2 separate regions of the Homo sapiens genome follow, and region 2 is linked to region 1. Evidence: read pairs that join two places in POLR2A ChIA-PET (ENCODE). Cell type or tissue: B cell. All regions are shown on one strand. Each heading gives the region's core, and the rest is flanking DNA. Links, peaks and the distances in the headings are about the cores only.

Region 1 (14,803 bases), core at 4,392-12,391:
ATCCTAAGCAAAAAGAACACAGAAGGAGGCATCACATTACCTGACTTCAAACTATACTACAGGGCTACAGTAACCAAAACAGCATGATACTGGTACAAAAACAGGCACATAGACCAATGGAACAGAATAGAGAGCCCAGAAATAAGGCCATACACCTATGACCATCTGATCTAAGACAAAAATAAGCAATGGGGAAAAGAATTCCTATTCAACAAATGGTGCTAGGATAACTGGCTAGCCATATGCAGAAGATTGAAACTGGACCCCTTCCTTACACCATATACAAAAATCAACTCAAGATAGACTAAAGACTTAAATGTAAAACCCAAAACTATAAGAACCCTGGAAGACAACCTAGGCAATACCATTCTAGACACAGGAATAAGCAAAGATTTCCTGACAAAGACACAAAAAGCAATCTCAACAAAAGCAAAAATTGACAAATGGCATCTAATTAAATGCAAGAGCAAAAGAAACTATCAACAGAGTGAACAGACAACCTAAAGAATGAGAGAAAATATTCACAAACTATGCATCCAACAAAGGTGTAATATCCAACATCTACAGGGTACTTAAACAAATTTACAAGAGAAAAACAACGCCATTAAAAGGTGGGAAAAGGAAATGAACAGACACTTTTCGAAAGAAGACATGCATGCAGCCAACAAGCATACAAAAAAAGCTCAAAATCATTATCATTAGAGAAATGTAAATCAAAACCACAATGAGATACCATCTCACACCAGTTAGAATGGCTATTAGTAAAAGTTAAAAAATAGATGCTGGTGAGGTTGTGAAGAAAAGGGAACACTTATACTGTTGGTGGGAGTGGTAAATTAGTTTAACCACTTGGGGAAAGCAGTATGGCAACTCCTCAAAGAGCTAAAAGCAGAACTACCATTCAACCCAGCAACCCCATTACTGGGGATATACCCAGAGTAATATATATCATCCTACCATAAAGACACATGCACATGAATATTTATTGCAGTACTAGTCACAATAGCAAAACATGGAATCAACCTAAATGCCCACCAATAACAAATAGGATTTTTTAAAATGTGGTACATATACACCGTGGAATACTATGCAGCCATAAAAATAGCAAGATCATGTCTTTTGTGGGAACATGGATGGAGCTGAAGGCCGTTATCCTTAGCAAACTAACACAAGAACAGAAAAACAAATACTGCATGTTCTCACTTATTAGTGGGAGCTAAACTATAAAGAACTTATGAACACAAAGAAGGAAACAACAGACACTGGGGTCTACTTGAGGGTGGAGGTTGGGAGGAGGCAGGAGCAGAAAAAATAACCATTGGATACTAGGCTTAATACCTGGGTGACAAAATACTCTGTACAACAAACTCCCATGACATGAGTTTACTTATATAACAAACTTTCATGTGTACCCTCAAACCTAAAGTAAAAGTTGAAAAATTATAAAATATCAATCTAATTTTTTTAAATTAAATAAATAAATAAAAAGTGACAGCTACTTAATGGTATGTATCAAGATTCTTTTCAAAATTCTTTTGGATACTCTACTTTTTTATTTTTTATATAAATTTTAGAATTGGCTAAATTCTGCAAAATATACTTCTAGGATTTTTACCTTTTTATGAATATGTAATAATTGCACATATTTATAGGGAACATGTGATATTTTTATACAAGCATACAATGTGTGATGATCAAATCAGGGTAACTGGGATATCCGTTGCCTCAAGGATTTATCATTTCTTTTGCTGGGAACATTCCAATTCCATTCCTGTAGTTATTTTGAAATACACAATAAATTATTGTTAACTATAGTCACCCTACTGTGCTACCAAACACTAGGTCTTATTTTTCCTAACTGTATTTTTGTACCCATTAACCATCCCCTCTTTACCCCATCCTCCTTACTACCCTTCCCAGTCTCTAGTAACCCATCATGCTACTCTCTACCTCCATGAGATCCATTTTTTTTTAGCTCCTACACATGAATGAGAACATGCAATATTTGTTTTTCTGTGCCCGGGTTGTTTTACTTAACATAATGTCCTCCAGTTCCAATCCTGTTATTGCAAATCACAAGATTCATTCATCTTATGGCTGAATAATATTCCTTTGTGTACCAGAAAAATGCAAATGAAAACCACAATGAGATATCATCTCATTCCAGTTAAAAGGGCTTTTATCGAAAAGACAAACAATGATGGATGCTGGCAAAGATGCAGAGAAAGAGGAACCCTCATGCACTGTTAGTAGGAATGTAAATTAGTAAAGCCACTATAGAGAACAATATGGAGGCTCCTCAAGAAAACTAAAAATGGAACTACCACATGATCCAGCAATCCCAGTGCTGGGTATATTGCCAAAGGAAAGGAAATCAGTATACTGAAGAGATAACTGCACTCCCGTGTTTATCGCAGCACTATTCACAATAGTCGAGATATAGAATCAACTTAAGTGTCCATCAACAGATGAATGGATAAAGAAAATGTGGTACATGTGCACAATGGAATATTATCCAGGATTTTTACTGCATTGAATCTGTAGATCAACCCAGGGAGAATTGACATCTTAACAATATTGGAACTATAATATTCGAATCCATGACCACAGCGTCTCTCTCCATTTATTTAGGTCTTTTATTTCTCTCATTAGTGTTTTGTAGTTTTCAGCATAAAGTTACCGTACATGATTCGTTTGATTTATACCTAAATATTTCATGGTATTTTATGCTATTGTAAATGGTACTTTTTAATTTAAATTTCCAATTGTTCAATTATATTATAGAAATAAAACTAATTTTTATACATTGCTCCTATATCCTGAGAACTTACTGAAAAAACCTATTATCATAGCTTTTTTATAGGTTCTTTGGAATTTTCCATGCAATTGTATCATCTGCAAATAGAGAGGGTTTTATTTCTTCCTTTCCTCTTTATATTTTTTTTTCTTCTTTTTCCTGCTTTATTGCATTGGCTAGGTCTTTCAGTACAATGTTGGATAGGAATTATAAAAGTAGATATTCTTGTCTTGTTTCCAATTTTAGGTGAAAAGCATTCTCTTTCACTTTTAAGTATAATGCCTGGTAGAGATTTTTTGTAAATGCTCTTTTTCAGCTTGAGGAAGTTCCCTTTAGTTCCTAGTCGGCTGAGAGTATTTTTAATCATGAAACGATGTTGTATGTTGTCAAATTAGAGTTCTATATCTGTTCAGGTGGTTACATGTTTTTTCTTCTTTAATCTGCTGTTATGGTGAATCACATTGTTTTCTTCAAAGTAGCTTTTATAATTTAGATTAAATGTATAGACCATAAAATTTACCATTTTAAAGTATAAGGTTCACTGGGTTTTAGTACCTTCACAATGTTGTGTAATCATCACCACTACCTCCAGAACATTTCCATCTTCCCAGAAAGAAATTCTCTACCTGTTAGCAGTATTTCCAATCCCCAGTCCAACCCCCAGCCCCTGGAAACCACTAATTTACTTTCTGGCTTGATGGCTTTGTAAGTTTTGAATTGGAAAGTGTGAACCCTCCAGCTTTGTTCCCCTTTTCTAAGATTGTTTTGGATACAAGATCAATATGTAAGAATCAGTTGTATTTCTTTTTTTTTTTTTTTTTTTTTGGATGGAGTTTCACACTTGTTGCCCAGGCTGGAGTGCAATGGCATGATCTCGGCTCACCATAACCTCTGCCTCCCAGATTCAAGCGATTCTCCTGCCTCAGCCTCCCAAGTAGCTGAGATTACAGCCATGTGCCACCACACCTGGCTAATTTTGTATTTTTAGTAACGACAGGGTTTCTCCATGTTGGTCAGGCTGATCTCAAACTCCTGACCTCAGGTGATCCACCTGCCTCGGCCTCCCAAAGTGCTGGGATTACAGGCGTGAGCCACTGGGCCCGGCCAGTTGTATTTCTATATCCCTAAACAATCGGAAATTTATTTTTTTATTATACTTTAAGTTCTAGGGTACATGTGCACAACGTGCAGGTTTGTTACATATGTATACATGTGTCATGTTGGTGTGCTGCATCCATTAACTTGTCATTTACATTAGGTATATCTCCTAATGCTTTCCCTCCTCCCTTCCCCCACCCCACAACAGGCCCTGGTGTGTGATGTTCCCCTTCCTGTGTCCAAGTGTTCTCATTGTTCAATTCCCACCTATGAGTGAGAACATGCAGTGTTTGGTTTTTTTGTTCTTGCGATAGTTTGCTGAGAATGATGGTTTCCAGCTTCATCCATGTCCCTACAAAAGACATGAACTCATCCTTTTTTATGGCTGCATAGTATTCCATGGTGTATATGTGCCACATTTTCTTAATCCAGTCTATCGTTGATGGACATTTGGGTTGGTTCCAAGTCTTTGCTATTGTGAATAGAGCCGCAATAAACATTCGTGTGCATGTGCCTTTATAGCAGCATGATTTATAGTCATTTGGGTATATACCCAGTAATGGGATGGCTGGGTCAAATGGTATTTCTAGTTCTAGATCCTTGAGGAATCGCCACACTGTCTTCCACAATGGTTGAACTAGTTTACAGTCCCACCAACAGTGTAAAAGTGTTCCTATTTCTCCACATCCTCTCCAGCACGTGTTGTTTCCTGACTTTTTAATGATCACCATTCTAACTGGTGTGAGATGGTATCTCATTGTGATTTTGATTTGCATTTCTCTGATGGCCAGTGATGATGAGCATTTTTTCATGTGTCTGTTGGCTGCATAAATGTCTTCTTTTGAGAAATGTCTGTTAATATCCTTCACCCACTTGTTGATGGGGTTGTTTTTTTCTTGTAAATTTGTTTGAGTTCTTTGATGATTCTGGATATTAGCCCTTTGTCAGATGAGTAGATTGCAAAAATTTTCTCCCATTCTGTAGGTTGCCTGTTCACTCTGATGGTAGTTTCTTTTGCTGTGCAGAAGCTCCTTAGTTTAATTAGATCCCATTTGTCAATTTTGGCTTTTGTTGCCATTGCTTTTGGTGTTTTAGACATGAAGTCCTTGACCATGCTTATGTCCTGAATGGTAATGCCTAGGTTTCCTTCTAGGGTTTTTATGGTTTTAGGTCTAACATATAAGCTTTTAATCCATCTTGAATTAATTTTTGTATAAGGTGTAAGGAAGCGATCCAGTTTCAGCTTTCTACATATGGCTAGCCAGTTTTCCCAGCACCATTTATTAAATAGGGAATCCTTTCCCCATTTCTTGTTTTTGTCAGGTTTGTCAAAGATCAGATGGTTGTAGACATGTGGAATTATTTCTGAGGGCTCTGTTCTGTTCCAACAATTGGAAATTTAAATTTAAAAACCAGTACAATTTACAATAGTGCCAAAGGTCATGAAACATTTAGGTATAAGTCTAATATATGGGTCCCTTCTGTTTCCATATGGACTTCAGGATCAGCTTGTCCATTTCTGCAATATTGGTATTTGGGATATTGAACAAGCCCTGCATGTCTGGGATAAGCCACACCTACCCTTCTTTCCTGTTTTCTCCCACCACTCCTCCCACCACCCTATACGCATATTCTGACCCTCCATTCCATTCTCTCTCCCTCCTCTGGCCCCTTGCTTCCCCACACCCCTTTTCACTTCTCTTGTGCTTCCACCTCAGGCCTTGGCTTAGCTGCCACTTCCACCAGGAAGGCTTCCATACTGCCTTTCTGTGGGTGCCCCTCCCATTTGCTCTCATAACTCCCAGACTGTCCCACTTTAAGCATCTATCACCCTTGATGGTAATGTGCGTGTACTTGTGTGGGGTGGGGGAGTTGACCAGCCAGCCTTCCTCATGTGGTCCTGACCACACACCGAAAACAGAGAAGTGGCATCCAATCCACACTTGACTTCCCGTAATTCCTCTACACTTTTTTCCCCACCCCATCCCTTATACATGTCAGGCATTGACACCATCAATGGCCAGTATGTGTTTAGAGAGACCACGTGAAGAATTTGACTATTGGCAAAGAATTATGACAAGCTGTTCAGGTATCAGGAGAAACTGGTTTCATCCCCATACAATGCATTAATTACAAGTCAAAGAGAACCACCGACAAAAATTTTAAAAACACACAGAACTACAGGCAGAAACGAAAAATGAAGTACCTGGGAACACAGCTAACCAAGGAGGTAAAAGGTCTCTACAAAGAGAAATACACTGTTGAAAGAAATCAGAGACGACACAAATAAGCGGAAAAGTATTCCATGCTCATGGATTGGAAGAATCAATATTGTTAAAATGGCCACACTGCTCAAAGCAATTTGCAGATTCAATGCTATTTGTATCAAACTACCAATGCCATTGTTCACAGATAGAAAAAACTATTCTAAAATTAATACGGAACAAAAAAAGAGCCTAAATAGCAAAAGCAATCCTAAGCAAAAATAACAAAGCTGGAGGCATCACACTATCCGAATATGAGGCTATAGTAACCAAAACAGTATGGTACTGGTACAAAGACAGACACATAGACCAACGGAATAGAACAGAGAGCCCAGAAATAAAGCCACCCACCTATAACCACCTGATCTTCAATAAAGACTATGAAGCAAGCAATGGGGAAAGAACTCCCTATTCAATAAAGAGTGTGGAGATAACTGGCTATCCATATGCAGAAGAATGAAACTGAACCCCTTCCTTACACCTTATACAAAAATCAACTCAAGGTGTATTAAAGATTTAAATGTGATTAAAGACTTAAATCACATGGATTAAAGATTTAAATGTGAGCCCTCGAACTATTAAAATCATTGAAGAAAACCTAGGAAATACTTTCTCAACAGCAGCCTTGGCAAAGAACTTTCGGCTAAGCCCTCAAAAGCAACTGCAACAAAAACAAAAATCAACAAGTGGGAACTAATTAAAGAGTTTCTGTAGAGCAAAAGAAACTATCAACAGAGTAAACAGAAAACTTTCAGAATGGGAGAAAATATTTGCAAACCACATCTGACAAAGGTCTGAAATCCAGAATCTATAAGGAACTTCAACAAATCAACAAGCAAGAAACAAATAACCCCATTAAAAAGTGGGTAAAGGACATAAACAGACACTTCTCAAAGGAAGACATACAAGTAGCCAAAAAACATTTGAAAAAGAAAGTTCATTATCACTAATCACCAGAGAAATGCAAATCATAAACCACAATGAGATACCATCTCACACCAGTCAGAATGCTATTATTAAAAAGACAATAACAGATGCTGGTAAGGCAATGAAGAAAAAGGAACGCTTATACATTGTTGGCTGGTGGGAATGTAAATTAGTCCAGCCACTGTGGAAAGCAGGTTGAAGATTTCTCAAAGAATATAAAACAGGGCTACTATTCAGCCCAGCAATCTCATTACTGGCCATATATCCAAAAGAAAATAAGCTGTTCTATCAAAAAGATACATGCTCGTATGTTCATCACAGCACTATTCACAATAGAAAGACATGGAATCAACCTAGGTGTCTATCAGTGGTGGATTGGAAAAGAAAATGTGGTACATATACACCATCAAATACTACGCCACCATAAAAAAAAAAATGAATCACATCCTTTGCGGCAACATGGATGCAGCTGGAGGCTATAATCCTAAGTGAATTGGCACAGGAACAGAAAATCAAATACTGCATGTTCTCACTTATAAGTGGGAGCTAAACACTGGGTATACATAGACATAAAGATGGGAATGATAGATACTGCAGACTACCAGATGGAGGAGCAGGAGGTGTGGGTTGGAAAACCACCTATTGGGCCAGGCGCAGTGGTTCACACCTGTAATCTCAGCATTTTGGGAGGCCAAGGCAGGAGGATTGCTTGAGCTCAGGAGTTCAAAACCAGCCTGGGCAACGTTGCTTGAGCTCAGGTGTTCAAAACCAGCCTGGGCAACATAGTGAGACCCTGTCTCTAAAAAAAAAAAAAGAGAGAGAAAAGAAAAGAAAAAGAAAAAAGAAAAACCACCACAGGTACTATGCTCACTACCTGGGTGATGGGATCTGCAGCCCAAACCTCAGCAACATGCAATGTATGCATGTAACAAGCCTATACATGTACCCCAAATCTAAAACTTGAAATTTTTTTTTTAATTGAGATGAAGTCTCGCCCTGTCATCCAGGCTGGAGTGCAGTGGCAAGATCCCAGCTCACTGCAACCTCTGCCTCCCAGGTTCAAGTGATTCTTCTGCCTCAGCCTCCCGAGTAGCTGGGATTACAGATGCACACGCCACCACGCTTGGCTAACTTTTTTTAATATTTTTTATTTTTAGTAGAGACAGAGTTTCACCATATCGGCCAGGCTCGTCTCAAACTCCTGACCTCAGGTGATCCACCTGCCTCAGCCTTCCAAAGTGCTGGTAAGGGAGGAGACCACCCCTCATGTTGTCTTATGCCCAATTTCTGCCTCCAAAGAAAGAAGTAAAAACTAAAAGGCAGAAATTAAATCCACGGGCTGTGCTGCACCCTGGGTCTGGTTAAAGATCAACTCATGACCTAACCAGTTATGTTATGTATAGATTCCAGACATGGTATGGAAAAGCATTGTGAAAATCTCTGTCCTGTTCTGTTCCGTTCTGTTTACTGGTGCATGCAGCCCTCAGTCACGTACCTCCTGCTTGCTCAATCGATCACGACCCCCTCACGTGGACCTGTTTAGAGTTTTAAGCCCTTAAAAGGACAGGAATTGCTCACTCGGGGAGCTCAGTTTTTGGAGACGTGAGTCTTGCTGTAGCTCCTGACTGAATAAAGCCCTTCCTTCTTTAACTCGGTGTCTGAGGGGTTTTGTATGCAGCTTGTCCTGCTACACTGGTATTACAGGCATGAGCCAACATGCCCTGCCTGAAATTTTTTTTTTTAAAGAACTATAGGCAGAGGAGGTTCCAAGATGGCCGAATAGGAACAGCTCCAGTCTACAGCTCCCAGCGTGAGTGACGCAGAAGACAAGTGATTTCTGCATTTCCAACTGAGGTACTGGGTTCATCTCACTGGGGCTTGTAGGAGAGTGGGTGCAGCCCACAGAGTATGAGCCAAAGCAGGGTGGGTCATCGCCTCACCTGGGAAGTGCAAGGGGTTGGGGAATTCCCTTTCCTAGCCAAGGGAAGCCGTGACAGAGAGTAAGTGGAAAATTGGGACACTCCCACCCTAATACTGCACTTTTCCAATGGTCTTAGCAAATGGCACACCAGGAGATTATATCCCGCGTCTGGCTCAGAGGGTCCCACGCCCATGGAGCCTTGCTCACGCTAGCACAGCAGTTTGAGATCAAGCTGCAAGGTGGCAGTGAGGCTGGGGGAGGGGCGTCCACCATTGCTGAGGCTTGAGTAGGTAAACAAAGCGGCCAGGAAGTTCGAACTGGGTGGAGCCCACTGCAGCTCAAGGAAGCCTGCCTGCCTCTGTAGACTCCACCTCTGGGGGCAAGGCATAGCTGAACAAAAGGCAGCAGAAACTTCTGCAGACTTAAATGTCCCTGTCTGACAGCTTTGAAGAGAGTAATGGTTCTCCCAGCATGCAGCTTGGATCTGAGAACAGACAGACTGCCTCCTCAAGTGGGTCCCTGACCCCCAAGTAGCCTAACTGGGGGGCACCTCCCAGTAGGAGCCGACTTACACCTCATACGGCTGGGTGCCCCTCTGCAACGAAGCTTCCAGAGGAAGAATCAGGCAGCAACATTTGCCGTTTTGTAATATTTGCTGTTCTGCAGCCTCCACTGGTGAAACTCAGGAAAACAGGGTCTGGAGTGGAACTCCGGCAAACTCCAACAGACCTGCAGCTGATGGTCCTGACTGTTAGAAGGAAAACTAACAAACAGAAAGGATTTCCACACCAAAACCCCATCTGTATGTCACCATCATCAAAGACCAAAGGTAGATAAAACCACAAAGATGGGGAGAAACCAGAGCAGAAAAGCTGAAAATTTTAAAAATCAGAGCACCTCTTCTCCTCCAAAGGAGCACAGCTCCTCACCAGCAATGGAACGAAGCTGGACGGAGAATGACTTTAACGAGTTGAGAGGAGAAGGCTTCAGATGATCGGTAATAACAAACTTCTCCGAGCTAAAGGAGGATGTTCAAACCCATCACAAAGAAGCTAAAAACCTTGTAAAAAGATTAGACGAATGGCTAACTAGAATAAACAGCATAGAGAAGACCTTAAATGACCTGATGGAGCTGAAAACCATGGCATGAGAATTACGTGATGCATGCACAAGCTTCAGTAGCCAATTCAATCAAGTGGAGAAAGGGTATCAGTGATTGAAGATCAAATGAATGAAATGAGGCAAGAAGAGAAGTTCAGAGAAAAAAAGAGTAAAAAGAAATGAACAAAGCCTCCAAGAAATATGGGACTATGTGAAAAGACCAAATCTACGTCTGATTGGTGTACCTGAAAGTGACAGGGCGAATGGAACCAAGTTGGAAAACACTCTTCAGGGTATTATCCAGGAGAACTTCCCCAATCTAGCAAGGCAGGCCAACATTCAAATTCAGGAAATACAGAGAACACCACAAAGATACTCCTCAAGAAGAGCAACTCCAAGACACATAATTGTCAGATTCACCAAAGTTGAAATGGAGGAAAAAATGTTAAGGGCAGCCAGAGAGAAAGGTCAGGTTACCCACAAAGGGAAGCCCATCAGACTAGCAGCTGATCTCTCAGCAGAAACCCTACAAGCCAGAAGAGAGTGGGGGCCAATATTCAACATTCTTAGAGAAAAGAATTTTCAACCCAGAACTTCATATCCAGCCAAACTAAGCTTCATAAGTGAAGGAGAAATAAAATACTTTACAGACAAGCAAATGCTGAGAGATTTTGTCACCACCAGGCCTGCCCTAAAAGAGCTCCTGAAGGAAGCACTAAACATGGAAAGGAAAAACCAGTGCCAGCCACTGCAAAAACATACCAAATTGTAAAGACCACCGATGCTAGGAAGAAACTGCATCAACTAACGAGCAAAATAACCAGCTAACATCATAATGACAGGATCTAATTCACACATAACAATACTAACCTTAAATGTAAATGGGCTCAATGCTCCAATTAAAAGGCACAGACTGGCAAATTGGATAAAGAGTCAAGACCCATCAGTGTGCTGTATTCAGGAAACCCATCTCACGTGCAGAGACACACATAGGCTCAAAATAAAGGGATGGAGGAAGATCTACCAAGCAAATGGAAAACAGAAAAAACCAGGGGTTGCAATCCTAGTCTCTGATGAAACAGTCTTTAAACCAACAAAGATCAAAGAGACAAAGAAGGCCATTACATAATGGTAAACCGATAAATTCAACAAGAAGAGCCAACAATCCTAAGTATATATGCACCCAGTACAGGAGCACCCAGATTCATAAAGCAAGTGCTTAGTGACCTACACAGAGACTTAGACTCCCACACAATAATAATGGGAGACTTTAACACCCCACTGTCAACATTAGACAGATCAACGAGACAGAAAGTTAACAAGGATATCCAGGAATTGAACTCAGCTCTGCACCAAGCGGACCTAATAGACATCTACAAAACTCTCCACCCCAAATCAACAGAATATACATTCTTTTCAACACCACACCACACCTATTACAAAATTGACCACATAGTTGGAAGTAAAGCACTCCTCAGCAAATGTAAAAGAACAGAAATTATAACAAACTGTCTCTCGGACCACAGTGCAATCAAACTAGAACTCAGGATTAAGAAACTCACTCAAAACCGCTCAACTACATGGAAACTGAACAACCTGCTCCTGAATGACTACTGGATACATAACAAAATGAAGGCAGAAATAAAGATGTTCTTTGAAACCAATGAGAACAAAGACACAACATACCAGAATCCTGAGACACATTTAAAGCAGTGTGTAGAGGGAAATTTATAGCACTAAATGCCCACAAGAGAAAGCAGGAAAGATCTAAAATTGACACCTTAAAATCACAATTAAAAGAACTAGAGAAGCAAGAGCAAACACATTCAAAAGCTAGCAGATGGCAAGAAATAACTAAGATCAGAGCAGAACTGAAGGAAATAGAGACACAAAAAACCCTTCAAAAAATCAATGAATCCAGGAGCTGGTTTTCTGAAAAGATCAACAAAACTGATAGACCGCTAGCAAGACTAATAAAGAAGAAAAGAGAGAAGAATCAAATAGACGCAATACAAAATGAGAAAGGGGATATCACCACCAATCCCACAGAAATACAAACTACCATCAGAGAATACTATAAACACCTCTACACAAATAAACTAGAAAATCTAGAAGAAATGGATAAGTTCCTGGACACATACACCCTCCCAAGACTAAACCAGGAAGAAGTTGAATCTCTGAATAGACCAATAGCAGGCTCTGAAATTGAGGCAATAATTAATAGCCTACCAACCAAAAAAAGTCCAGGACCAGACGGATTCACAGCTGAATTCTACCAGAGGTACAAGGAGGAGATGGTACCATTCCTTCTGAAACTATTCCAGTCAATAGAAAAACAGGGAATCCTCCCTAACTCATTTTTTGAGGCCAGCATCGTCCTGATACCAAAGCCTGGAAGAGACACAACAAAAAAAAGAGAATTTTAGACCAATATCCCTGATGAACATCAACGCAGAAATCCTCAATAAAATACTGACAAACTGAATCCAGCAGCACATCAAAAAGCTTATCCACCATGATCAAGTGGGCTTCATCCCTGGGATGCAAGGCTGGATCAACATATGCAAATCAATAAACATAATCCATCATATAAACAGAACCAAAGACAAAAACCACGTGATTATCTCAATAGATGCAGAAAAGGCCTTTAACAAAATTCAACAGCCCTTCATGCTGAAAACTCTAAATAAACTAGGTATTGATGGGACGTATCTCAAACTAAGAAGAGCTATTTATGACAAACCCGCAGCCAATATCATACTGAATGGGCAAAAACTGGAAGCATTCCCTTTGAAAACTGGCACATGACAGAGATGCCCTCTCTCACCACTCCTATTCAACATAGTGTTGGAAGTTCTGGCCAGGGCAATCAGGCAGGAGAAAGAAATAAAGGGTATTCATATTGTCCCTGTTTGCAGACGACATGATTGTATATTTAGAAAACCCCATTGTCTCAACCCAAAACGTCCTTAAGCTGATAAGCAACTTCAGCAAAGTCTCAGGATATAAAATCAGTGTGCAAAAATCACAAGCATTCCTATACACCAATAACAGACAAACAGAGAGCTAAATCATGAGTGAACTCCCATTCACAATTGCTTCAAAGAGAATAAAATACCTAGGAATCCAACTTACAAGGGATGTGAAGGACCTCTTCAAGGAGAACTACAAACCACTGCTCAATGAAATAAAAGAGGACACAAACAAATTGAAGAACATTCCATGCTCATGGATAGGAAGAATCAATATCGTGAAAATGGCCATACTGCCCAACATAATTCATAGATTCAATGCCTTCCCCATCAAGCTACCAATGACTTTCTTCACAGAATTGGAAAAAGCTACGTTAAAGTTCATGTGGAACCAAAAAAGAGCCCACATTGCCAAGTCAATCCTAAGCCAAAAGAACAAAGCTGGAGGCATCACGCTACCTGACTTCAAACTATATTACAAGACTACAGTAACCAAAACAGCATGGTACTGGTACCAAAACAGAAATATAGACCAATGGAACAGAACAGGGCCCTCAGAAATAATACCACACATCTACAACCATCTGATCTTTGACAAACCTGAAAAAACAAGAAATGGGGAAAGGATTCCCTATTTAATAATGGTGCTGGGAAAACTGGCTAGCCATATGTAGAAAGCTGAAACTGGATCCCTTCCTTACACCTTATACAAAAATTAATTCAAGATGGATTAAAGACTTAAATGTTAGACCTAAAACCATAAAAACCCTAGAAGGAAACCTAGGCAATACCACTCAGGACATAGGCATGGTCAGGGACTTCATGACTAAAACACCAAAAGCAATGGCAACAAAAGCCAATATTGACAAATGGGATCTAATTAAACTAAAGAGCTTCTGCACAGCAAAAGAAACTACCATCAGAGTGAACAGGCCACCTACAGAATGGGAGAAAATTTTTACAATCTACCCATCTGACAAATGGCTAATATCCAGAATCTACAAAGAACTTAAACAAATTTACAAGAAAAAATCAAACAACCCCATCAAAAACTGGGCAAGGGATATGAACAGACACTTCTCAAAAGAAGACATTTATGCAGCCAACAGACACATGAAAAAATGCTCATCATCACTGGCCATCAGAGAAATGCAAATCAAAATCACAGTGAGATACTATCTCACACCAGTTAGAATGGTGATCATTAAAAAGTCAGGAAACAACACGTGCTGGAGAGGATGTGGAGAAATAGGAACACTTTTACACTGTTGGTGGGACTGTAAACTAGTTCAACCATTGTGGAAGACAGTGTGGCGATTCCTCAAGGATCTAGAACTAGAAATACCATTTGACCCAGCCATCCCATTACTGGGTATATACCCAAAGAATTATAAATCATGCTGCTATAAAGGCACACGCACACATATGTTTATTGTGGCACTATTCACAATAGCAAAGACTTGGAACCAACCCAAATGTCCATCAACGATAGACTGGATTAAGAAAATGTGGCACATATACACCATGGAATACTATGCAGCCATAAAAAAGGATGAGTTCATGTCCTTTGTAGGGACATGGATGAAGCTGGAAACCATCATTCTGAGCAAACTGTTGCAAGCACAGAAAACCAAACACTGCATGTTCTCACTCATAGGTGGGAATTGAACAATGAGAACACTTGGACACCAGGTAGGGAACATCACACACCAGGGCCCGTCGT
Region 2 (14,803 bases), core at 2,660-10,659, 69 kb after region 1:
CCAGCTCTTGGGGGGAGGAACTGAGCCCTTGGGCCTCCCCAGCCACAGGCCGCCAGAGTCACTCTCTGACCCAGGCCAGTCCCCAGGGTTCCAGGAGCTCTGCAGAGCCTCAGTCCCCAATTGGCAGGATTTATCATCTCCACCGTCCAGAGAGGGGCAGAGACTGACCAAGGATCACACAGCAAGTCAGTGGCTCAGACCTAGGCCCCAGCGTCCCGTGCCACCAACAGCAGCAGCATTTTCATGTCAGTCACCCACTGCAAACCCCATGCTCTCAAAGGCCCTCCTCCCAACACAGGTTAGAGGACTGCAGCGGCAGTCCAGAGGCAAAGGGGCAATGGGTACCTCCTTCAGTGGCCTCCCCAGTTGGGACTGGGAGGCCTCTCCAGGGTGGCTAGGGCCTCCCATCAACTGCCTGGTCACACACAAACCTGAGCCAGTCCCTCCCGGTACCTGGCATCAGAGCCCGGAACATCTTCCTCCACACCTGGAATTTGAAGTCATCTGAGATAATTGGCAGCTGGATGTCCAGACGGGCGGGTGGGGGAGACTCTGCCAGGATCTTCTGCAGCCTGGGGGTGGGGAGGGGAAGGGGAGGCATGTGTGAGGGGGGAGGACAAGGGCTGGGGGGATTCCAGGATCTCCCCACATCGCACCCCTGCTTAAAACTCTTCCTTTGGAGTTTTGGTTTGGGAAGATGAGAAAATTCTGGAGATAAACACTGGTGATGGTTGTACAATGTGAATGTACTTAGCACCACTGAATTTAAATGCACACTTAAAAATGCTTAAAATGAGCGAGGTAGAGTGTAGTCCCAGCTGCTCAGGGAGGCTGACTCAGGAGGCTCACTGGAGCTCAGAAATTTGAGTCCAGTCTGGGCAACATAGCAAGATCCTGTCTAAAAAAAAAAAAAAAAGAAGAAGAAGAAGCTGAAAATTGTCAATTTTATGTTACATGTATTATTTTACCACTGTTTATTTGGTTTTGGTCTTTTTTTTTTTTTTTTGAGATTGAGTCTGGCTCTATCACCCAGGCTGGGGTGTAGTGGCATGATCTTGGCTCACTGCAGCCTCTGCCTCCCCAGTTCAAGCAATTCTCCTGCCTCAGCCAACCAAGTAGCTGGGATTATAGGCGCCTACCACCATGCCTGGCTAATTTTTGTGTTTTTAGTAGAGGTGAGGTTTTGCCATGTTGGCCAGGCTAGTCTCGAACTGCTGACCTCAGGTGATCTGCCCGCCTCAGCCTCCCAAAGTGCTTGGATGACAGGCGTGAGCCACTGCACCCGGCCCAACTACATTTTCTTTTAATCCTTCTGTTGGGATAAGGTCCAAGCCTCTCAGCTTCGCCAGTGTGCACACACCTACTACCGCAGCTTCCTCTTCCCTCCCACTCGCCAGCCCTCTCGCTGGCTGTCCCCTCTCCCAGCAATGCCATTCTCCCAGCAACACCCTTCTCCCAGCAATGCCCTTCTCCCAGCAACACCCTTCTGCCAGCAACACCCTTCTCCCAGCAACGCCCTTTTCCCTGCAATGCCCTTCTCCCCACAATGCCCTTCTCTCTGCAATGCCCTTCTTCTCCCAGCAATACCCTTCTCCCCGCAATGCCCTTCTCCCAGCAATGCCCTTCTCCCAGCAATGCCCTTCTCCCCACAGTGCGCTTCTTCTCCCAGCAATGCCTTTCTCCCCGCAATGCCCTTCTCCCCACAATGCCCTTCTTCTCCCAGCAATGCCCTTCTCCTAGCAATGCCCTTCTTCTCCCAGCAATGCCCTTCTCCCAGCAATGCCCTTCTCCCAATGCCCTTCTCCCCAGCAATGCCCTTCTCCCCGCAGTGCCCTTCTCCCCACAATGCCCTTCTCCCCACAATGCCCTTCTCCCTGCAATGCCCTTCTCCCCATAATGCCCTTCTCCCAGCAATGCCCTTCTTCTCCCAGCAATGTCCTTCTTCTCCCAGAAATGCCCTTCTCCCAGCAATGCCCTTCTCCCAGCAGTGCCCTTCTCCCCGCAATGCCCTTCTCCCCATAATGCCCTTCTCCCAGCAATGCCCTTCTTTTCCCAGCAATGTTCTTCTCCCAGCAATACCCTTCTTCTCTCAGCAATGCCCTTCTCCCCGCAATGCCTTTCTCCTCACAATGCCCTTCTTCTCCCAACGCTTTGCCTAGCCAGCTCCTGTTCATCCCTCCAGGCCCCAACTCAAACATTCACTCCATCCCTGGCCACCTCTTTCCCTCAACGGCCACACTGAGCACACAGTGACGCCTGTGTCCCCACCCACATGTGTCTCACGGCACCAATCTAGGAGGTCCCTGAGTGAAAGGATCCTTCCAGATCATTTCTGTCTACAACCTTGTGTTCAGGCAGGGGTGGGGCAGCAGACTGAATTGCGGGTGTGCAGGCACAATAGTGAGTGGAGAGTGAGCCGGCTGGTGTCCCTAGAAGACTGGGACAAGTCGGGCAAAGGGACAGGGCCAGGTTGCTCTCACCTGCTGGTCACCAGGCAGTATTTCTGGAGAGAGAGAAAAAGAGAATGGTGGTGAAGCCGATGGTGGGGACACTGGAAACTTTTGAGGATGGGGTAGACAACTAGGAATGCTGAGTGCAACGTCAGAAAGAATCAGAAAAGCTAAAAGAGGCCAGACGAGGTGGCTCATGCCTGTAATCTCAACACTTTGGGAGGCCAAGGTGTGTGGATTGCTTGAGGCCAGGAGTTCGAGACCAGCCTGGCCAACATGGTGAAACCCCATCTCTACTAAAAATACAAAAAAAATAGCTGGGCATGGTGGCAGGCACCTGTAATCCCAGCTACTTGGGAGGCTGAGCCACGAAAATCACTTGAACCCGGGAGAAGGAGGTTTCAGTGAGCCGAAGTCATGCCACTGCACTCCAGCCTGGGCAACAGAGCAAAGCCCTGTCTCAAAAAAAAAAAAAAAAAAAAAAAAAAAAAACGCAAAAGAGACCTAGAACTCAAGGCCACCCCTACCCCTTCACTTTTATGTGGATTACAAAAAGGTATCTTTGCCTCCAAGAAACTCTGATTCCACCTGTTAGAAAACTGTCCTAATAGGCCGGGTGCGGTGACTCATGCCTGTAATCCCAGCACTTTGGGAGGCCAAGGCAGGCAGATTGTTTGAGCCCAGGCATTTGAGACCAGTCTGGGCAACATAATGAGACCCCCATCTCTACTAAAAATACAAAAACTAGCCAGGTAAGCGCCTGTAGTCCCAGCTATGGGAGGCTGAGATTGGAGGATTGCTTGAGCCTACAAGGCTGCAGTGAGCTATGATCATGCCACTGCACTCCAGCCTGGGTGACAGAGTGAGACCCTGCCTTTAAAAAAAAGACCAGGCGCGGTGGCTCACGCCTGTAATCCCAGCACTTTGGGAGGCTAAGGCAGGTGGATCACAAGGTCAGGAGATCAAGACCATCCTGGCTAACACGGTGAAACCCTGTCTCTACTGAAAAATAGAAAAAATTAGCCAGGCGTGGTGGCGGGTGCCTGTAGTCCCAGCTACTCGGGAGGCTGAGGCAGGAGAATAGCATGAACCCAGGAGGCGGAGCTTGCAGTGAGCCAAGATCCTGCCACTGCACTCCAGCCTGGGTGACAGAGTAAGACTCCATCTCAAAAAATAAAAAATAAAAATAAGAGTGTCCTAATAAATATATAAACCTACAATGTCTATGATATGAATAGTGCTCACTTAATACAATGTCCTTATGCAGTGCTCAACCTAAACAACCATATAGCAGTCCTGAGGCCTGCCCCTCCCGGCTGTGTGCTGCTGGCTTATCCCTGCCCCTCTCTGGGCCTATCTGACAATGGGATGAGGTCTCTGGGCCCTGAGCAGGGGGCTGAGGCAGGGAGGGGGGTCACCCAGTGCTCACCATGAGGAACTCAGTCTGCGGCTTGTCCGCCACCTCCTCCAGGACCTTCTCCATCTGCCGCAGCTGCTCCAGGTAAGAGTTCAGGCTCCCCAGCTCCCGGCGCAAGGCGACCCCTGCCTCACCCCGTACACGCTCTGCCTCGCGGTCCAAGGAGCCCTCCAGTGCAGCCAGGAACACCCGCATCTTGCCCAGCTGCTCCCCCACGGCCCCCCGGAACTGACGCACTGTCTCCTGCAGGGATGGGGCAGTGATTGAAGGGATAAAGACTCTTGGCTGGAGACCCCTAGCCTGGCCCCCAGCCCTCAGACATGGCCCTGTGAAGTCCTCACCTCCACCTCCACCAGCTGATGCTCCAGCACAGCCACACTCTTCTCCTTGCGCATGCATGCCTCCTGCAGCTGCAGTTTCTGCTGTGGCAGCTGTGTCTGGGGGTCGAGGCATGGAGAAGTGATGGGGATGCCACCCACCCAAAACCCACACCTCCCATCCTAAACCTGCCCTCTGTGGCTCAACCTCAATGCCAGCTCCTCCTCCAGCCATCTTCCCATCCCCAAACCCACTTACATGCCTCCCAGCCCCAGCCAGTGCTACTCCTGAGGTCCGAATGCTTCCCCTGCCCCTTGTCTATTTTGGTGCGGTTTTTTATTTATTTATTTTGGTGTTTTGTTTTGAGACAGGGTCTCACACTGTTGCCCTGGCTGGAGCAGTGGCATGATCACAGTTAACTACAGCTTCAACTTCCCAGGCTTAATTGACCCTCTCACTTCAGTCTCCCAAGTAGCTGGAACTATAGGCACACACCACCGTGCCCAGCAAATTTTCTGATTTTTTTTTTTTTGAGTTGGAGTCTCGCTCTGTCACCCAGGATGCAGTGCAGTGGCACAATCTCAGCTCACTGCAACCTCCACCTCCTGGGTTCAAGCGATTCTCCTGCCTCAGCCTCCCAAGTAGCTGGGACTAATTTTGGTGCACCACCACGCCTGGCTAATTTTGGTATTTTTAGTAGAGACAGGGTTTCACCATGTTGGCCAGGCTGGTCTCAAACTTCTGACCTCAGGTGATCCACCCACGTCAGCCTCCCGAAGTGCTGGGATTAGACATGAGCCACCACTCCTGGCCATGATTTTTTAAAATATTTTTGTAGAGACAATCTCACTATATTGCCCAGACTGGTCTCCAACTCCTGGCCTCAAGCAATCCTCCCACCTCAGCCTCCCAGCATGCTGGGATTACAGGCATGAACCGCCACACCCCCAGCCCCTTGTCTGTTTTGTTGACCCCTCCCTGGCCTTGCCTTCCCTGATCCCCTCTGCTCAGCAGTCAGCCCCATAGCACAGGTCTTTGCGAGGATGACAAACATCAGTGTGGTTTGGTCTCTCCCACCAGACAGGCAGGCACAGAGCTTGGCACACAACAGACCTCAGGGGGTACATGAAGGATATATGAAAGAAGAAAGGCAACCTACCCCTACTCCTGGGCTTCCTCTCTTACTTAAAAGCAGAACATCAGCCTCAGTCAGCCTGTCAGCCTGACCACCAAGTCAGCCTGCCTGTACACACATGGGCTTGGAGTAGGGGGCAGGAAATTTAATTAAAATGTCCCCTGCTGGCCGGGCGTGGTGGCTCACACCTGTAATCCCAGCACTTTGGGAGGCCAGGGCGGGTGGATCACGAGGTCAGGAGTTCAAGGCCAGCCAGACCAAGATAGTGAAACCCCATTTCTACTAAAAATACAAAAATTACCTGGGCGCTGTGGCAAGTGCCTGTAATCCCAGCTACTCGGGAGGCTGAGGCAGGAGAATCACTTGAACCAGGGAGGCGGAGGTTGCAGTGAGCCAAGAATGTGCCACTGCACTCTAGCCTGGGCGACAGAGCAAGACTGCATTTCAAAAAAAAAAAAAAAAATGTCCCCTGCACAGACCAACCATTCTGTGGTCTAGATCTTACCCAAGACCTCAAATGCAAATATGCAAATATAGGAGAGCTCCCAATACTCCTGCCAAAGCCATTTTTTTTTTTTTTTTTTTTTTTTTTGGAGACAGGATTGCCTAGGCTGGAGTGCAGTGGCAGAATCACAACTCGAACTCCTAGGCTCAAGCAATCCTTTTGCTTCAGCCTCCCGAGTAGCTGGCACTACAAGCATGAGCAACCATGCCAGGCTACAAAGCCACTTCTTTGCTGGGAGGTGCCTGACCATGGAATCAGTTCCATTCCTGCCTCAATGACTTGCAACCTGTTTCCTCCTCTGCAGATTGGGAACAGCAATCCCCACCTCAACAATTTGGCGCCCCCACTCTCCCAGGGGAAACTGGGGGACCCTCTAGGCGGTGTTTGCAGAGTCCCCTCCCAGCAGGAGCCACAGGGTTGAATAGGAGCTGCCAGATCAGTCTCCTTCCCGGGACATCCCCGGGGGCGGCAGCTCCACCTGCTGCAGGAAAGGTAGGACCTGATGGCTCCAGGCCCTCGGAGGCTCAGAGGCGCAGGGCTGAGCCATGGGAACGAAGCGCGAGGCCATCCTGAAGGTGCTGGAGAACCTGACACCGGAGGAGCTCAAGAAGTTCAAGATGAAGCTGGGGACGGTGCCGCTGCGCGAGGGCTTTGAGCGCATCCCGCGGGGCGCGCTCGGGCAGCTAGATATCGTGGACCTCACCGACAAGCTGGTCGCCTCCTACTACGAGGACTACGCAGCCGAGCTCGTCGTGGCCGTGCTGCGCGACATGCGCATGTTGGAGGAGGCCGCACGGCTGCAGCGGGCTGCGTGAGGGCCACTCTGAGCTGGTACGTGATCTCGGGACCCAACCCCGCTTCCTCGCCAAGGACCCACGCGTCAGGTCCCGCCCAGAGCCTTCCTGTTCCCCTCCTTCAGGGTCCCTCCTGGGGTCCTCCCTCAGACCTCCGGCCAGCCCCTCCCGGGGGCGAAGGGCTGGGCTGCCGCGAACCCTGGTGGGCTGCATCTCGCCCCACTGCCCCCTTCCAGGCTCCTGGGCTGCCTGGGCCCTGTTCCGTTTCATGGGTTCTGTGCTTTCTTCGCAGATAAAGACGGGCAAGGTTGGGCGAGGTTGGGTTTTTTTTGTTTGTTTGTTTTTTGTTTTTTTTTTAGCGGCAGCAAGATTTATTGCAAAGAGCAAAAGAACAAAGCTTCCACAGCATGGAAGGGGATCCGAGCGGGTTGCCCTGAGGTTGGGGTCTTAAGCACAGGTGTGCTGGGATGGGAGGGGTCCCGGGAGGAGGCTCCTGCCCTGAGCTAGGAGACCACCAGCTAGGACTGGGCTGAACTGGGCCAGGCAGGACTGAGAGGCTGGGTCCCTGGGAAGTCTGGGGGCCTCGAATACCAACGAAAGGACGGTGGTCTACCCCTTCTAGGAGGCGGGTCAAGGCAAAAGGAGTAATGCAACGCCTGTGAAGCCAGCCCCACGCGCGCACCAGTCGCGTAAGACAACAGCAGTGTCTCCACCTCGGGGACCAAGGACGCCTCCGTGCCTCCAGACCCCGCCTCCTCCAGCCCCTGCACCTGTCATTTATTCTTCCACTGCCCAATAAATATTCATGGCAGACTTTACTGGGGCTGCGCGCACACGTGCCCGCCGGTAGCTATACGTGTGTGCTTTTGCCACACGGATGACACGCACCAGCCAGTGTGCGTTCGTCTCTATTTGCCTCTGTCTGGGTGTCTCTGCTGGGTACTTCGGGACGCGCACAACTGCGTGTGGGCTCCCAAGGCTTTCGGGACTTCCAGCTCCACCCAGAAAAACATCCTGGACGGGGCTCTCGGTGCCACCCTGGGCCCGCACACATAAGTGCAGATCCCGGCTGCCTAGCCCTTACAGTCTCCCTTCTGGTGAGGCCCCGCCTGGGGACCGTCAGGCCAGCCCAAGTTCCGCAGCTTCAGGGGTGCGTGGGCCTCCGCTGAGCACAAGGGGACAACCCTGCCCCGGCCGCCTGGCTCGGTCCCGAACGCCGCGCCTCCAGTCCAAAGTGGGCCAGCGCCGAGCAGGGAGCCAGCCCGAACGGCCCACCGGGTGCAGGAATGCGAGCGTGGGCCGCAGGGGCTGGTCAGTCCCTGCTCCGCCTGGCTCCGCCCGGCCCATCAGACCCGCCCTGGGGCTCCGCCCGCCCATCTCCAGTTTCCTCTAGGGACTAAGGCCGGGAAACCTACGTTTGCTCAGCGCCCTTATCGCCAGGCTCCATCCCTGCGCGGCTTTCCTCTGCCAGCCCCGCCTTAAGCTCCTCAGACCCTCTTTCCTGGCTGCTTCGCCCCGCCCCCGCCCCCCGCAACTCCAGGAGCTCGTGAGCCTCTCTAGAGACTCAGAATCCAAATCACTGCAGCGACCTCCCCATCGGCCCCGTGCCACCGAACAGCCCCTCCGACCACGATGCGCGCGGATCCCGCACCTTGAGGCGTGCGTGGGCCTCGGCGGCAGGCAGGAGGCGATGACCGCGGTGCGAGCCGAGTGAGGCGCACACTCCGCACACCAGCGCGCGGTCCTGCTCGCAGTAGATGCTCAGCGGGTCCAGGTGCTCCTCGCAGTGGCCCTGCGGCACCTGGGCCAGCCCCTCCACCAGGCGCGCCAGCTGCAGGTTGGTGCTGAGTGCCTGCGGCCGCGTGGGGGCCTGGCAGCAGGGGCAGAGAACGGTGCCATCCGCCGCCGGCTCCCCGGCCACGCGGCCTAGGCAGGCGCGGCAGAAACTGTGGCCGCACTCGGCTGTCACGGGCGCGTCGAACAGCTGCAGGCACAGCGGGCAGGACAGCTCCTGGTGCAGGAGGCCGGGCGCAGCCGACATGGCGGGCCTGGGTGGAGGAGGAGTAGGTTAGGGGGACCCCGCGGCGCCGCGCTCCCGGCCCAGCCCTGGCCCAGCCCTAGCCCAGGCCGGGCCCGCCGCCCCGCAGGGAGAAGCCCCAGCCTGTAAAGACCTCACATCCTACACTGGATGGGACTCTGACGGCCAAGGGGAAAGAGGAACTCGGTCTCAGGCCCAAAAGCAGCCTCCACTGCAATTCTCAGCTCCAACCCCAAAAATATGCCCTATCAGTCAACCCCAGTTCCTGAACACAAGCCCAGATTCTAGCCCACTGTCCTTGCCCTCGCCTTAGCCCCAGGCCTCAGCCTCTGACCTTAGTCCCGGACCCAAATTCTCCAGAGCCCCCACTCCGAGACTCCCCTCCCTCACTTTACCAAGATACCCAGACCTCCCCTCCCCCTCTCTCCAGCCCACGGGACTCACAGGTCTGGTTGGAGATCTTAGGCTGAAAGAGTCTCGAAGGAGGACCGGTCAGGGTTGAGCTTAGCTGGACTGGGGTCAGGGCTGGGTCCAAGGATCTGAGACAAGCAGCAGGCTCCAAGCAAGGACAGGGACTCACAGGGGCAGCTGGCAGTGGACACCACGCGTGATGGGCACACAGTGCTCAGCGGAAGACCCTCCCAGACTGAGCCATGGCCCCAGGACTATATTTAGCTGCCCTGCCCAATCCCTCCCATCACTTCCGGAAACCGTTCTAAAAGTGAGGGCTGAGTAGTCCCTGGGCACACATCACATGACAGGGCCACCTGTCTTGGCCCATCCACTGTTCTCTCCCCGGCCTGCCTGGAGTCAGAGCTCAGAGCCAGCGGGGAGCCAGGGCCTTTCACACCACAGAAAAGACAGAAAATTGAAGGGGGTCTGCCCTTTCTCCCCCCACTCCCACCTCCACACTCTCCAGCTCCTTCCTCCTTGCTGGCAGCCCCTCCCCAGCCTGTCACCCACTCATTCCCCAAGTTTATGGCTGACCAAGGTCACCCTGGCAGGATTACCCCACCTGCAGGAGGGCAGGACCTCACCCCACCCTGAAATGTTTTCTTCCTCCAGAGCTGAGGGGAGGGTCTTTTCCACTTTGGTCTCTCTAGTACACCCAGGACAAGCCTGGGACAAAGTAGGCCTCTCTAAATGCTTGGAGAATGAATGATAGAGAGACATTGAACAAATGAATGAACTGAATCCAGAGCCTGCAGCCCAGAACTCAATTCTGCCCTGGTTCCTGTATGTGTATCTTTCAAATCTCAGCTGAAATTTCATTTAAGTGGCGCTGGGATAACTGGCTAGCCTTATGCAAGAGAATGAAACTGGACCCCTACCTTTCACCATATAAAAAAAATTAACTCAAGATGGGTTAAAGATTTAAATGTAAGACTTCAAACCATAAAAATCATAGAAGAAACCGCAGGAGAAATACTATTCTGGATATCAGCCTTGGTAAAGAATTCTTGACTAAGTCCTCAAAAGCAACAAAAACAAAAATTGTTAAGTGGGACCTCATTAAACTAAAGAGCTTCTGCACAGCAAAAGCAAAAGCAACTATCAACAGACAGACAACTGAAGAATGGAAGAAAGGCCAGGCGCGGTGGCTCACGCCTGTAATCCCAGCACTCTTGGGAGGCCAAGGCGGGTGGATCATGAGGTCAGGAGATCGAGACCACAGTGAAACCCCGTCTCTACTAAAAATACAAAAAATTAGCCGGGCGCAGTGGCGGGCACCTGTAATCCCAGCTACTCAGGAGGCTGAGGCAGGAGAATGGTGTGAACCCGGGAGACGGAGCTTGCAGTGAGCCGAGATCGCGCCACTGCACTCCAGCCTGGGGTACAGAGTGAGACTCCGTCTCAAAAAAAAAGAATGGAAGAAAATATTCACAAACTATGCATCCAACAAAGATCTACTATCCAGAATATATAAAGAAACTAAACATTTCAACAAGCAGAAAACAACCCCATTAAAAAGTTGGCAAGGGCCAGGCACAATGGCTCACACCTGTAATCCCAGCACTTTGGGGGGCCCAGGCGGGTGGATCACTTGAGGTCAGGAGTTTGAGACCAGCCTGGCCAACATGGTTAAACTTCGTCTCTATGAAACATACAAAACTCAGCCGGGTGTGGTGGCAGGTACCTGTAATCCCAGCTACTTGGGAGGCTGAGGCAGGAGAATCGCTTGAACCCGGGAGGCAGAGGTTGCAGTGAACCGAGATCGCACCACTGGACTCCAGCCTGGGTGACAAGAGCGAAACTCCAACTCAAAAAAAATAGCTGGGCATGGTGAAGAACACCTGTAGTCCCAGCTGCTCGGGAGGCTGAGATGGGAGGATTGCTTGAACCTGGGAAGCAGAGGTTGCAGTGAGCCAAGATCATGCCATTGCACTCCAGCATGGGCAACAAGAGCAAAACTCCGTCTCAAAAAAAACAATAAATATTAAAAAAAAGAAAAGAAAGAAATTTCATCTAGAATAAAAACCAAAGTGCTAACTGTGGCTTACAAAGCCCTATCTGCTATGACCCCATTAATCACTCTGACTCTTTTATCACCCCTTTCCCCATTGATCACTCGGCATCAGGGACTTTGCACTTACGGTCCCCTCTGCCTGGAACACTCTCCAACCCAGGTACTGCATGGCATCCTCTTTTTCCTCCCTCAGACTTTGCTCAATATTACCTTTCCAGCAAGACCTCTCCCAATTCCCTGATTTTAAATCTCCTAACTCCCCAACATCTCACTGCCTGGCTTTCCTTTTCTCCATAACATTTATCAGCATCTGACATGCAATGTATTCTACTTGTTTGCTGGTTTCTTGTCTGTCTCTTCCTACGGAATAGAAATTGTGTTTACTGCTTGTCTCCAGCTTAGACTAAAGTGTGTGACACACATTAGGCGCTCTACAGATACTAGGTGAATGAATAAACACGCAAACTCAGTCCCTCTCATTTGGCCTCTCCATCTTTCTCTTAGCTTCCCTCAAACCTTTTCCTGGTTTTACTCTTTCCTCTCTCAACTGCTGTCTCTCTCAGAATGAATTTTTGTTTCTGTTTCACTCTCTTAATCTCCCCTTTGGACTCTCCCTTTGCCTGTCTCTTAGGTTCTTAATTTTTTCTTTTTCTTTTTTTTTTTTTTTTTGAAATGGAGTCTTGCTCTGTCGCCCAGGCTGGAGTGCAGTGGTACAATCTCGGCTTACTGCAACCTCCACTTCCCAGGTTCAAGCGATTCTCCTGCCTCAGCCTCCCGAGTAGCTGGGATTATAGGCACGTGCCACCACGCCCAGCTAATTTTTGTATTTTTAGTAGAGACGGGGTTTCACCATGTTGTCCAGGCTGGTCTCGAACTCCTGACCTCAGGTGATCCACCCGCCTCGGCCTCCCAAAGTGCTGGGATTCCAGGCATGAGCCACCACACCCGACCGCTCATTCCTTCTTGCATGTTATGTGGTGACAGCATGAACTTCTGCTGGCCTGCTTAAGAAGGTAGCTACTTCAGGCTGCCTGACACCTTGTTTAACCTAGGCCCTCGTTCAGGCTGTAAACATTTGGTTCTTTTAGGAGGAAAAAAAGTTCTATTATTCTTTTGGATAAGAGCAATTACCTGTATAAATGACTGCAGATAAAATTCTGAAATTAAGATGTGAAAAGTCTCAGGAAGCTGGTGCTCTTTTTTTTTTCTTTTCCTTTTTTTTTTTTTGTTTTTTTGTTTTTTTGTTTTTTTGAGACGGAGTGTCGCTTTGTCGCCCAGGCTGGAATGCAGTGATGAGATCTCGGCTCACTGCAAGCTCCGCCCTCCTGGGTTCACGCCATTCTCCTGCCTCAGCCTCCCGAGTAGCTGGGACTACAGGCGCCTGCCACCACGCCTGGCTAATTTTTTGTATTTTTAGTAGAGACAGGGTTTCACCATGTTGGCCAGGATGGTCTCGATCTCCTGACCTCGTGATCCGCCTGCCTCGGCCTCCCAAAGTGCTGGGATTACAGGCATGAGCCACTGCGCCCGGCCAAAGCTGGCGCTCTTTACCGGCACACTGAGAAATCCAGGGGAGTTTTGTGTCCCCACCTTCTTTGTCCTTAAGTCTCTGAGGTCTCACTGTGTCGCCCAGGCTGGAGTGCAATGTTATAATCATAGCTCACTACAGCCTCGACCTCCCAGGCTAAAGTGATCCTCCCACCTCAGCCTCCTGAGTAACGGGGACCGCAGGTGTTCACCACCATGCCTGGCTAAAAGCCCCTGATTTCTTCTCTTCCATTCTTGATGGCTCAGACGCAGCCTTGTGTTAGCAATAGGAAGAGGTTTGAAAGAGGGTATATCTGGAGCTGGTCTCTGAAACCACAAGTTGCTCATGCTCAAAAACTCAACTTCCAGAACTTAAATCTCATCCAGAGTTTCCAATATTGCCAAGTTGGGACTGAAGGTCCTGCTGTCATCTATAGGAGTGGGTGTCTAAGACAGGTGGGTGATAGTCAATTCAATCCTTCCCTGCAGATGGGCCAGGACTGGCCTCTGATCCACGGAAGGAACATTGATTGTCTTAAGCAGACTGAGAACAAGAAGAGGCAATAAGCCATGTGCAGGGAAGGAGGGAGTGGTAAACCGGTATAGCTGGCCCTATGAGGTCCCTCAGACCTAAAGAGCTAGGGATAGATTTCAGCTTGTCCTAAGGGAAAGTTTCCCAACAGCTCAAGCAATGAGTGCCTTGGAAGGTAAGAGCTCCTAATTATTGGGTACATGCAGAGAGAGGCCAGAAAGCCCTAGTCAGGGCTGCTACAGAAGCAAGTCCTGAATGCTGACTTCATGAGCTCATGCTGGGCACCCCTGGGAAAATCACCTGCCTCTCTGGGCCTCAGCACGTTCAAATACAATATGTGGATAAATAACACCATCCTGGCTGGGTGTGGTGGCTCACACCTGTAATCCCAGCACTTTGGGAGGCCAAGGTGGGAGGATCACTTGAGTCCAGAAGTTCAAGACCAACCTGGACAACACAGCGAGACCCCCGTCTCTACCAAAAACAAACAAACAAACAAAACAGTATAGTGGCTCACGCCTGTAGTCCCATAGTCCCAGCTACTCCAAAGGCTGAGCCAGGAGAATTGCTTGAACCCTGTCTCAGAAAGAAAAGAAAAAAAAAACCATCCCATAGAGTTGTCATGAGGATTAAACTGAAAAATATGCCACATAGGCCGGGTGCAGTGGCTCACACCTGTAATCCCAGCTCTTTGGGAGGCCGAGGTGGGGGGATCACTTGAGGTCAGGAGTTCAAGACCAGCCTGACCAACATGGTGAAACCCCATCTCTACTAAAATTATAAAATTAGCTGGGCATGGTGGCTGGTGCCTGTAACGCCAGCTACTTGGGGGGCTGAGGCAGGAGAATTGCTTGAACTCAGGAGGCAGAGGTTGCAGTGAGCTGAGATCGAGCCATTGAACTCCAGCCTGGGCAATAAGAACAAAACTCAGTCTCAAAAAAAAAAAAAAAAAAAGAAAGAAAAAAAAATATGCCACATAAACAGGGACAGTGTGCTGGCACCCAAGGGCTTAGGAAGCAGTGACTGTCACTTCCAGGTTCCAGTCCTGACTAGAATTTCCTTGTTGTGTGACCTTGGGCAAGTCGCTTAACCTGATTTTCTCACCTATAAAATGAGAATCATGTAAGGATTAGTATCAAGACTATGTATTTCTGTAAAGATGCAACAAGTAAGTTGTTTTGTTTTTTGTTTGTTTTTTTTTTTTTTTTTTTTGAGATGGAGTCACTCTGTCACCCAGGCTAGAGTGCAGTGGGGCCATCTCAGCTCACTGAAATCTCTGCCTCCCAAGTTCAAGCGATTATTCCACCTCAGCCTCCCAAAGTGCTAGGATTACAGGCACACACCAACACGCCCAGCTAATTTTTGTGTTTTAGTAGAGATGGGGTTTCGCCATATTGCACAGGTTGATCTCAAAATCCCAAGCTCAGGCAATCCACCCACCTCGGCCTCCCAAAGTGCTAGGATTACAGGTGTGAGCCACCATGCCGAGCTCTTTTATTTTGTTTTGAAACAGAGTCTCACTCTTGTCTCACAGGCTGGAGTACAGCGCTTGAACCACCTCCCGGAGGCAAGCAATTCTCCTGCATAAGCCTCCCGAGTAGCTGGGGTTACAGGCACCCA

The links. ChIA-PET counts read pairs that join two places held together with the same protein. Peaks named below come from ENCODE experiments on the same cell type or tissue, not always from the same donor. Only the 100,000 strongest peaks of a DNase experiment are listed, where the experiment ranks them.
Region 2: POLR2A ChIA-PET joins it to region 1 with 11 read pairs; 8 of 35 experiments call an interaction of 5 or more read pairs at or near these places.

What each region holds. Positions count from the first base shown.
Region 1 is chr16:31,278,900-31,293,702 of GRCh38, reverse strand. All of the region lies in intron 12 of ITGAM (integrin subunit alpha M), which reads right to left. Among named protein-coding and RNA genes, the nearest start is that of ITGAM, 26 kb to the right of the region's middle. RefSeq lists an enhancer at 8,468-9,667. In B cell, for the core only: no CTCF peak of the experiment used is centred there; no DNase peak of the experiment used is centred there.
Region 2 is chr16:31,208,596-31,223,398 of GRCh38, reverse strand. It overlaps TRIM72 (tripartite motif containing 72), which reads right to left and starts at 9,280. Exons shown (of 7, transcript NM_001008274.4): 1 at 9,102-9,280; 2 at 8,271-8,667; 3 at 4,209-4,304; 4 at 3,880-4,110; 5 at 2,481-2,503; 6 at 454-572. The coding sequence starts at 8,660. PYDC1 (pyrin domain containing 1) reads left to right here and starts at 6,264. Exons shown (of 2, transcript NM_152901.4): 1 at 6,264-6,656; 2 at 7,242-7,437. The coding sequence starts at 6,371. The coding sequence ends at 6,640. RefSeq lists enhancers at 6,129-7,043, 7,959-8,873, 8,874-9,789. In B cell, for the core only: no CTCF peak of the experiment used is centred there; DNase peaks (open chromatin) are centred at 6,548, 7,548 and 8,448; H3K4me3 peaks cover 2,943 bases; H3K27me3 peaks cover 5,830 bases.